Regions from separate parts of the Homo sapiens genome. Here region 1 is linked to region 2. Evidence: chromatin contacts called from ENCODE Hi-C or POLR2A ChIA-PET data. All regions are on one chromosome and are shown on one strand. Each heading gives the region's core, a stretch centred on a gene start or an enhancer-like site at or near the end of the contact. The rest is flanking DNA. Distances are from core to core; before and after follow the strand shown.

Region 1 (4,908 bases), core at 1,415-3,914, 3.6 Mb before region 2:
CATCTTGATGGACATCTCCTGAGACTGAATCTCAGGAGAGGCCAATCAGGCCCAGCAACAGCAGCCCCTGTGGACAGTTGGGCCAGGGGTTCTTAGCTTTTTTGTGTCATAGACACCTTCTTAGAATAGTGTGTTTCTTTCTTTCTTTTTTTTCTTTTTTTTGTTGTTGTTGTTGTTTTGGTGGGGAGTGGGGAGATGGAGTCTCACTCTGCTGCCCAGACTGGAGTGCCATGGTGCAATCTCGGCTCACTGCAGACTCTGCCCCCCGGGTTCAAGAGGTTCTCCTCCCTCAACCTCCCAAGTAGCTGGGATTACAGGCGTGCACCACCATGCCGGGCTAAGTTTTGTATTTTTTTGGTAGAGATGGGGTTTCGCCATGTTGGCCAGACTGGTCTTCAACTCCTGAGCTCAGGCAATCCATCCACCTCAGCCTCCCAAAGTGCTGGGATTACAGGCGTGAGCCACTGAACCTGGCCTAGAGTAGTGTTTCTGTTTTTAATTTTTTTCTGTGAAATATGTTTTATTAATTTTTATTTCAATAGGGGTACAGGCAGTTTTTGGTTATATGGAAGAATAGTGTTTTTAAGCACATAAAACATGAAGGATTACAAAGGACACCAAAGGTATTCAAATATTAGGACAAATAGGTAAACTTATTAACTAACAGGATCTAGTGGCAGTCTAGTAACCCCTGTTATTTTGAAGTACAGATAAGTGCAAACAAATTTTGAAAAATGTGCAGCACTTGTAATGCGTTATGAAAATATCTGTGGTTGCTGGAGGGGACAAAGTCACAGGCACTGTTAATACCACTGTGGCTGACAGCCTATGCTCATAATTGGAGGAAATGCCAAGTATCAGTAGGCGGTTAGAAGAAACAAGATGAAAATGTTTTCCCCATTCAGGGACTCCCTGATTTAAGCTGAGAGCCTCTCCTTCCAGTATTTTGTAAAAGTCAACAGTTATGTGAAAAAAAAAAAAAAAACAGATGAATTTCTGATTGATTGTATTTTTTTGGCAAAACAAAAAAATCACAAACATTAAAACATTGTGTATATTAAGTACATCTAGAAAAGTGTATGCAAAATATTTCATATTTAAATAGAAGGGACCAGGGCTCAATGCTGCTTGGCCCGGGGCTTCTCTCTACCTCTCCACGTGGCGGGAGCAGGTGAGGGTCGGCATCAGCCCGCAGGGCCGGCGGAGGATTGTTTCCCTGCACCCCACTCCTTAAAAACGCGAAAGTCAACTTCTGTAGTCCGTTCACGGTGTCCTGGGATCCACGCTGGACGGTGGCGGCCGACTTTCAGCTTGACCTGAATTTTATTCCTAATCAGCTGTGTGATCTCGGTTGGTCCCAAACGTCTCTGAGCCTCCCTTTCATCTGTGCAGCTGGGCCTCCAGACCCCAACCCCCAGGCGGTGCTTAATCACGTAGACCTTATTCTGCGTGCACTTTACCACAGTTCACCAACCACCGAGCGCTGAGAGCTGTTGAAGCACCTGGAGCAACACAAGACGGATGCGGAGACTGGAAACAGCTGGGGAAGGGGACAAGCTCCAGCCGCGCTGTGGGCCGGAGGCTAGCATCTGCGGGCAAATTCAGGTTCAACGGAAGGCAACATTTTTACCCCTCAGAATTGCTCTGGACGAGGAGGCAGCACCGGATGGGCGAGGGAGGGAGCCTCGCTTTGGCTGCGAGCCCCAACTCTTGCCAACCATCAATTGAGTATAAATTGAGATTTCTGTACAGGATGCCCCTCCCTCTCCACTTTCCTCCACCTGCGTCGGGGTGCGAGAGACCTGGTACATTTTAGAAATGTGCCTCCGCTGAGACACGTAGGCGGGCAATCTCGCAGGGACTTGCTGGGCGTGGTTACTTCCGCGGATCTTGGCGTTCCCACATCTTTGAAGTGCGGTGGGAATCGGCGGCGACTACGTTCACATTGTCCCAATACTTCGTTCCTGAGGGAGGAATAAACTAAAAGTTAATCATAACCTCCCTTCGACCGCGGCAGGACTCGAACCTGCAATCTTCTGATCCGAAGTCAGACGCCTTATCCATTAGGCCACGCGGCCCGTCGGTTGTTACCGTCTCTTGAGCAACTTATAAAAACGTCACCTCCGCCCACCAGCTAGCTCGGGACCAATCCACCTGCTCCTTGAGAAGGGGAGGTTGGCCTTTGGTTCGCGCGTTCCGCAGGGAGAGCCCACCCAGAAGTCCCCCTTCTCCCCCCGCGGGCGGACCGCTCCATTGGCGGCCCTCCTATTGGTCGCGCTGGGAGTCTCCCGCTTGCCTCTCGGGTAGCCGCGGGACCTAGCTGGGTGCAGACGGGAAGTTGCGGCTGCCAGCGAAGCGGACCGGCCGGGTGGAGGCCACACGCTACCCCGAGGCTGCGTAGGCCGCGCGAAGGGGGACGCCGTGCCGTGGGCCTGGGGTCGGGGGAGCAGCAGACCGGGAAGCACCGTGAGGACCGAGGTTTCCGGCGGGGTCGGCGGCGGGGAGGCCGGGTCGCTGAGCGACGGCGCGGCCCCTCCCTCTCCAGTCAGGGAGCGAGGCCCGGAGCAGGGCGGCGGCTAGTCCCAGGGCGCACCGCGGCGCCTCTGCCGGGCGCAGGCGGGCGGCGGGGCGCACGGGGGTGGCCGCCGACTCCTCCTGCAGGACGCTCTCGGCCGGGTGGGCCGTGGTCCGGGTGTGGGTGTGGGTCCCGGGGGACGGCGGCCCACCCTGCGGGTTCGAATCCGGGCGCTGGCACCTCTCGACGCTAGGCCCGCGCCGGTCGCGGTAATGGCAGCCACCATTTGCCGAGCGCTTGCCAAGAGCAGGGCCGCACGACATAGGCGCCCTGTGTCCCCCAGACAGCAGCCCGGTGTGACAGGCAGAATCCGTAATCCCATTTTACAGAATAGGATATCAGGGCCTAAGGAGCTTTGCCCAAGGTCACACAGCTCGAGAGAGCCAGAAGCGGGGTTCAAAACCGCGTCGCCCTACTCCAGATACTGCTCTCTTACTCGCTGCCCTCGGCTTCCCCACGTGGGTTCACTGACGAAGTTGCGTGGACCCCGGTTCCCCCAGGAGGGGTATTGACGTTTCCCAAGTTTTGAGGCTTAACGGAAAATGCAACTGAAGCGCCTGGCACAGTGTTGGGGACGCAGTAAATGCTCAAGGAATGATGATTATGGATACACCTATTACATATATGGTAAAATAACGCTTTATATCATCTGTCTCCTTTAGGATTTGGGGTGGAAGGCAGGCATGGTCAAACCCATTTCACTGACAGGAGAGCAGAGACAGGACGTGTCTCTCTCCACGTCTTCCAGCCAGTAAAAGAAGCCAAGCTGGAGCCCAAAGCCAGGTGTTCTGACTCCCAGCGTGGGGGTCCCTGCACCAACCATGAGCCGCCTGCTCTGGAGGAAGGTGGCCGGCGCCACCGTCGGGCCAGGGCCGGTTCCAGCTCCGGGGCGCTGGGTCTCCAGCTCCGTCCCCGCGTCCGACCCCAGCGACGGGCAGCGGCGGCGGCAGCAGCAGCAGCAGCAGCAGCAGCAGCAGCAACAGCAGCCTCAGCAGCCGCAAGTGCTATCCTCGGAGGGCGGGCAGCTGCGGCACAACCCATTGGACATCCAGATGCTCTCGAGAGGGCTGCACGAGCAAATCTTCGGGCAAGGAGGGGAGATGCCTGGCGAGGCCGCGGTGCGCCGCAGCGTCGAGCACCTGCAGAAGCACGGGCTCTGGGGGCAGCCAGCCGTGCCCTTGCCCGACGTGGAGCTGCGCCTGCCGCCCCTCTACGGGGACAACCTGGACCAGCACTTCCGCCTCCTGGCCCAGAAGCAGAGCCTGCCCTACCTGGAGGCGGCCAACTTGCTGTTGCAGGCCCAGCTGCCCCCGAAGCCCCCGGCTTGGGCCTGGGCGGAGGGCTGGACCCGGTACGGCCCCGAGGGGGAGGCCGTACCCGTGGCCATCCCCGAGGAGCGGGCCCTGGTGTTCGACGTGGAGGTCTGCTTGGCAGAGGGAACTTGCCCCACATTGGCGGTGGCCATATCCCCCTCGGCCTGGTAAGTAGGGGCAGGGTTGGGGACATAAGCAGGCATGGGGGCCCAGCTTAATAGTTTGTTTCAGTGAACATTTTCTGAGGTCCTGTTACGGGCTGGGTGCTCACGTAGGGAGCGCTGATGTGTTGAATTAGGACTAGACCCCTGTTTATGTGGGACTCACTTTCTGGTGGGAAGATCACAGGCAGTAAGCAAATACCCAAGTAAATGTCAGGCAGTAAAGGCCACGCAGAGAATCACAGTAGAGCGCTGTACATGAGACCTTCGGGAGGCCACTTAAGATCACGGTGATTTGGTGCCTTTACCCCCTCTCCTAATAGCGTCATGAGAAGTTAGTCTGAAAAGTCATTTGAACAGTGTTTCTATTTGGGGAGCTATTAATTATTTTGGGCGGTAGAAAGCTCCCTTTTGTGGGACTGTCCCAGGCAGTATAGGACATTTAGCATCCCCAGCCTTTCCCATAAACGCCAGACCAACACCCCCCCGCCCCCCTGCCCCCGCCGGCAACGTTTCCAGACGCCCCCTTGAGGTGGCATCTGGTTGACCACCCCTAGTTGAGAAACATTGCTTCCTTCCCCCAGCCTTCCAAGCAGGCATTTTGGTCCCAAACAAGTATATCCAATCTCTCTTTTCTTTTTAAATAACTTTCTAAGTGCTACCCAAGTTTCTTTTTCAAACAATGATGGCAGTACTGTTTCTCCCCTTTTTTTATTCTTCATTCCAGGATTAAAATACTATTTACAACCTTAATGCTTTCAGGCATGGCCAGCAAAAAAGTTGGCAGTTTCTTTATTCCTATTGGAAGCTACATCTTTGTAAAGAAAGCTGCGAAATGTTAAATATGCAGTTGAAAATG
Region 2 (5,105 bases), core at 1,177-3,676:
TTCTCTTATATGGGAGATGCTATGTCTCTATCATGATCATTCTGTATAAACTAGTACATTCACAACAATTGAGTCTTATCAGAGATCACAAACTCAAATGACTATGGTGCCGGCAGGCAACAAATGACAGAAGCAAGCTGGGGTGGGGTGGGGTGTGGGAAGGCAGTGGCAGCCTGGAACTGGCATATCCTGTCTAAAGGAGGCAGCACCACTCAGCTCCAGCCATCCCTCCCTCCCTGTGAGGTGCTCAGGCGCCACTGATGGAGCCAACTCCTGCCCTCAGCCTGCTTAATGAGTTTGGAGCTTATATTCTAGTGGGGGGAAGATACAGACTATAAAAAACTATATAATAATAAATAAAGATGGGTAAATACAGACTCTAAGAAGGTGATAAGTACTATGGAAAAAAGGAAAAACTGGGAGTGCTGGGTACAGGGAAATATCAGGGAGCCAAGGGTTATAAATCTTCCAGTTTTTTCAGGAGAACTTAAGAATCCAAACTGATATAAAACATGATTTTGAAAGAGCTGCACTAACTCACATTTTAAAAATACTACATGAGCCAAACAAAATATGTGTCCATAGGCTAAAGAAGATCTGGCTATCCTATTCTTTGCCATTTTGACACTAGTTTTAGTGCTTCTCAAAGTAAGGTCCTCGGACTATCAGCATCATCTGGGAACTTACTAGAAATGCAAATTCCTGGACTCTCCCCCAGAATCTGAGACTCTGGGAGTGGGGCTCAGTAAGTTGTCTTTCAATAAGCCCTCGAGTTGATTCTGATGCACATTCCAGGTTGAGGTCATGGCACTAGATAACTGTGTTTGGTGACTGACGAAGCACACAGCTCATTAATCATCTGTGTCGACGAAGTTGGAAAGCACTCCTTTGACAAGGAATGAAGAGACACTTACAGGCGACTAGAACATTGAAAACCTCACAGGCTACCTAAAAGGTATGGCCCTTAACCCACACTTTTTTTTAAGGGCCACTGGGAAAGCATGATTACATAGCATACATGCTCAGGGCAGATACCACCATAAAACAGGCACTTTCTATTCTTACGTCATGTGATCAGAGCCACCTATATTACATACCTGAGGAGAAAAGTGCTACCAGACAGGCTGGGGCTAACCATAACACCCTCCCCACCCCCACCAGCAGGTCAATGCCCCTGACCTCCACCTGCTGCCCTGATAGTCCTGAAGGAGGAAGACAGGTGTATGAACAGCAGGGTAGGCCTGCAGACGTAGTTAAGAAGAAAACCACTTTAAGAGCAATACGGAAATATTAAAATCACGAAGAAATGTATATTGAACGTGAAGAAGTTCTGAAAGCGTTTTCTTTTCTGAAAGTCTAATTCTCCAGTGTTACTCAAGAAGAAGATTGATCGCTTAAGAGAAAAAATATTTTTTAGTTATAATTTGTTCTCAAAGTTGGTACCAAATGATTAAAATAAACAAAATCCACCACAACCTCAACTCTCCCAACTCCCGAGGATTTTGCTGGTTTAAACCCTTTTATTTTAAGCCTTGTTTTAGCCAGAAAGTCTTACCTTCATTTTGACCTTTGCACAGGAGGCTAGACTTTCTCGGCAGCCTTTGTGGACAAAAGCACTGCAATCTGAAAAGAAAGCAAACCCAAGGTCACATGGACAAAGCAAACAGATCCCAGATTCTGAGTTTCCACTGCTGCCACAAGTGGCCTCTGAATTTCAAAGTGAAGTCACTCACATGTGAGAATGTGACTGAAATTACACACTGCAGTCCTCTTCTAGGAAGCAGGTCTGTGATGTTATTTGGAGGAGGAAAAACACGAGCAGATGTGATTTTTTTTTTTTCGGTGTTTGTGTCTTTATTTGGAGACCAGGAGACAGATTACAGCTTAATGAGAGGAACAACGACTCAAGTGATCTGATGGGAAGGGTGAGTTTCCTGGCCCTTAGGAAGCAACAGATGTGATTTCTAATCAACAAAAACTAGTAAGTCTGGAACTTTTCAGACAGGAAGCTGAGAGGCTACCAAAACTAAAAGTGAAAGTGTCTGCCATCAATGTGTAAGTCTAAATTACAAATAAATACATTAATAAAGCCCCTAACAGGGGTTACAAAATTTGTATGACTGTAATAAAGCACAGAATATAAAATCTGAAAAGCTTAACTACGCTGGGCTTTTTGCACCCCATTCTCTGAGACAGGAACCACACATGAAAGGTCACTGGAACCCCCACATGCACCTCTGGGAACTGTGACTTAAGAGAAAATGGAGACTTCTTGAAAGATAAAGCAGAAACCACAATTTGGCAAGGACAGCATTTTATCTCAATTCCTTTACTTTTCACTCCCTTGGCCTACAAGGGCCACTGACGTAAAAACCCAAGCCTCTGTGTCTCAGAAGGCTTACCATCAGCTCTCAGCGCTGCTATAAAGTCACATAACAGAACTGTTCCAGGAAGCCAGAGGTAAAGCAGAAACAAATGAAAGATCGGCCTGTGGGGACACTCGAGGAGACACTCTCATGGGAAGGGCTCACTCAGGAAATCAACCACAGATACCATTCACTAGGCAATGCCTCACAGACTGATTCAGGAAGCATCACAGGTCCTGTCTACATCAACTCACCAGTTAAGGGCCAACATCTCTTTTGGGCCAACATCTCTTTTAGCCCAGACACATGGATTTGTGGGGGACTGGAGTGATGATGGGGAGGGAAGGAAACCAGAAAGGAGACTGCTAGAATCCCAGACCTCAAAGGCCTATTCCATGCCTTTTGTAACACTTCCTTTAACACCCACTTGGTTCACAGGTCTCCTCCTTAATACCACTGGCACAGTGTATTGAGACTCTCTTAGGTTTTTCTCTATCCCCTCTCTGGGGCAGGGACCATTCACCCACTGCTGAATCTTCAAATTAAGACTCTCCAGCATAGTGCCTAGCTCATGCATCCTATTCAAATGCTCCTCTCTCGGCCCTACTATGCCTATTTAAACTAAAATTAGATGAATGCGCTGACACAGCCTTGATTACAGTATGTCAAACATCAATTTAGTAACACAAAAGGACAAACAGCTGTCAAACTAAATTTGACGTAGGTCCTGGCTCTGCATGTATGTATGTACTAGTATGACCCTAGTCCCTTCTTGACAGGCCTCCGTTTCCTCATCTATAAAATTAAAAAGGAGGAATCACATTTTCCCCCAGGTTCCCTCTGCTGTGATTCTATCAGATGGGTAAGTGAGTTTCAGGCTGCTGGACCCACAGCAAGAAGCATAACAAAGTGGTCGAGGCAAACGGCTTTATTTATTTTCTAGTAAGCCAAAACATGTTTCTGCCCATCCTCACGAGCACTATTCTTACTCAGGGTGTATGGTGCACCTCCCCTCCTCTGCCACAGAGATGCCCAGGACTTGCAGCTGGCATGCTCCTTTCTGGTTTCTTCCTCTCCCATTAGTTGATCCATCATATCCTTCCCATGCACAGACTTGAAAGCCCACCCCACTCAAACCCTTTCTCTTCACAAATCCCCACTCAGCTAAAGTCTTTCAAATACATCATCTTTAAGTCCATTTCTCTTTCCCTTCTACAGAAAAAGTATAAAAAGACTATGAAAAGGCAAAGTCAATGATTAGTAGATCTATGTTTTTCAGCGTGCTGAATCCTCAATATATAATGCTGAAGAGAATAAAGCAAATTACAAAAAGAGGTACTGTATGGTAGTATTTATGTAGGTTAAAAACAAAAACAAATTATATGTTGTTTATGTATGAAAATAAATTATAAAACACAGACTACGAATGCACTGAATTCATGACAGTCCTTGTCCTTGGGGAGGAAGGAAGATGCATGGGGCAGGGAAACAAAGGGGAATCTGAACTTAACCATAATGGTTTCTTAAAAAGTGAAACAATCTGAAGCCGTCTGACAGAATGTTACTATGTGTTCATTCTGAATCATGGACACATATGTGATAAATTACCTATGTATAATACTTTGTATTAACATTTTTCAAAATTAAAAAAAATTTTTAATTTTTAAAAAATCATCACACTCTAATGTCGTTCAAAGTTCCTTGGATTTGCTTATAAACATTTCCATATCCTTTTGCATAATCCATTTATCGCATCTTGTGATAACTTAAAGATAAGATTTTATTGTCTTATAATCCAGTTAAAAAAGTATATTTTTTTTCTTTTGTTTTATTGAAAATCTATAATATTTTAGGCACCTAAGGGCAACACAGGAGGTGGCAGATTTGCTGGAGAACCAGCTACTAATTCTGATCTGCAAAAGTGACCAAGAACACTATGGGCAGAATTTGTTTCCAAGTTCTGTTCTTTCTGTTCCTTTCTTCCCAACCAGTTCCAACACCCTACAGAGATTTAAGCAATGATGATTTTTAAGGGAGTGGCACTATCACGTAAAAAGGTTTCAGCAATATTCAAACTCTCAGGCCAGTGTTTGAGTGTCTGAGATGAACATAGAAGCAGAAAAAAATCATTTAAAATGTGCTTCTAGTAAAGAACTTTTCACATAAATTCACTTTTAATTAATTGAAACATGTCCCCAAACCCACAACCCAGCTGGAAGTTTAACACGCTCTATATTATGGTCATGAGTTTTCTCTTAGTGATAGTTTGCATGGACATCTCCTTAACATGCTGAAGTACCTACTTGAAAAACACTCAACTTGTTTCCAAGTTGTCCTGGACTCAATTCACAGTGACAGTTTTAGAGCTGTGCGTGGGTGATTTAGAAACTTCAGCCCCACTGACATCAGCCAAAGTCATGAGACTAAAATCTTACTCTCTGTTTGGGAAAACAGAAAATTACCAAGAACACAAGAATTGAAGACAAATCTAATACATTTTTAAGCTCTCTGCCACAAACCATACCATGTTGTTATGAAGATCAGAAAATAATTATCTGGCCTTTTATTTATTTATTTGATAGATTTCCTAATAGCAGTAGGCAATATGCTTTCATTTTTTAAAATTCTTCAAAAAGGTCTCAGCACAGTGGTTTATGGGAACAGAGCTGATCCCTAATCGGATTCCTCTGTACCTAAAACAAACAGTCCAGCCTTCAACTTCTTTCTTTGCTACAAGGA

The links. Hi-C counts contacts between places; a loop is a spot of excess contacts on that map. ChIA-PET counts read pairs that join two places held with the same protein, here RNA polymerase II (POLR2A). Pooled maps may share reads with other maps.
Region 1: a map with no recorded cell type shows a loop between it and region 2 (11-fold over the local background). The contact joins the promoter of POLG-DT here to the enhancer-like site in region 2. A Hi-C loop is called at or near these places in 1 of 37 single-sample maps with no recorded cell type and 5 of 50 pooled maps. POLR2A ChIA-PET finds 5 or more read pairs at or near these places in 1 of 52 experiments (activated T-cell).

What each region holds. Positions count from the first base shown.
Region 1 is chr15:89,332,243-89,337,150 of GRCh38, reverse strand. POLG-DT (POLG divergent transcript) reads right to left here and starts at 2,664. Exons shown (of 2, transcript NR_186332.1): 1 at 2,297-2,664; 2 at 990-1,964. It overlaps POLG (DNA polymerase gamma, catalytic subunit), which reads left to right and starts at 2,327. Exons shown (of 23, transcript NM_002693.3): 1 at 2,327-2,478; 2 at 3,238-4,055. The coding sequence starts at 3,397. POLGARF (POLG alternative reading frame) reads left to right here and starts at 3,342. Exons shown (of 2, transcript NM_001430120.1): 1 at 3,342-4,055. The coding sequence starts at 3,342. TRR-TCG1-1 (tRNA-Arg (anticodon TCG) 1-1) reads right to left here and starts at 2,078; the gene lies at 2,006-2,078. RefSeq lists silencers at 142-311, 2,269-2,868 and enhancers at 1,119-1,168, 1,509-1,578, 1,589-1,688, 2,558-3,059.
Region 2 is chr15:85,704,537-85,709,641 of GRCh38, reverse strand. AKAP13 (A-kinase anchoring protein 13) reads right to left here. Exons shown (of 37, transcript NM_007200.5): 18 at 1,556-1,623. Among named protein-coding and RNA genes, the nearest start is that of LINC02883, 52 kb to the left of the region's middle. RefSeq lists enhancers at 883-1,012, 1,985-2,294 and a silencer at 4,661-4,790. Within about 2 kb of position 2,426, at least 23 of the 41 ENCODE cell types and tissues checked have a DNase peak (open chromatin) inside an H3K27ac peak, as active enhancers do.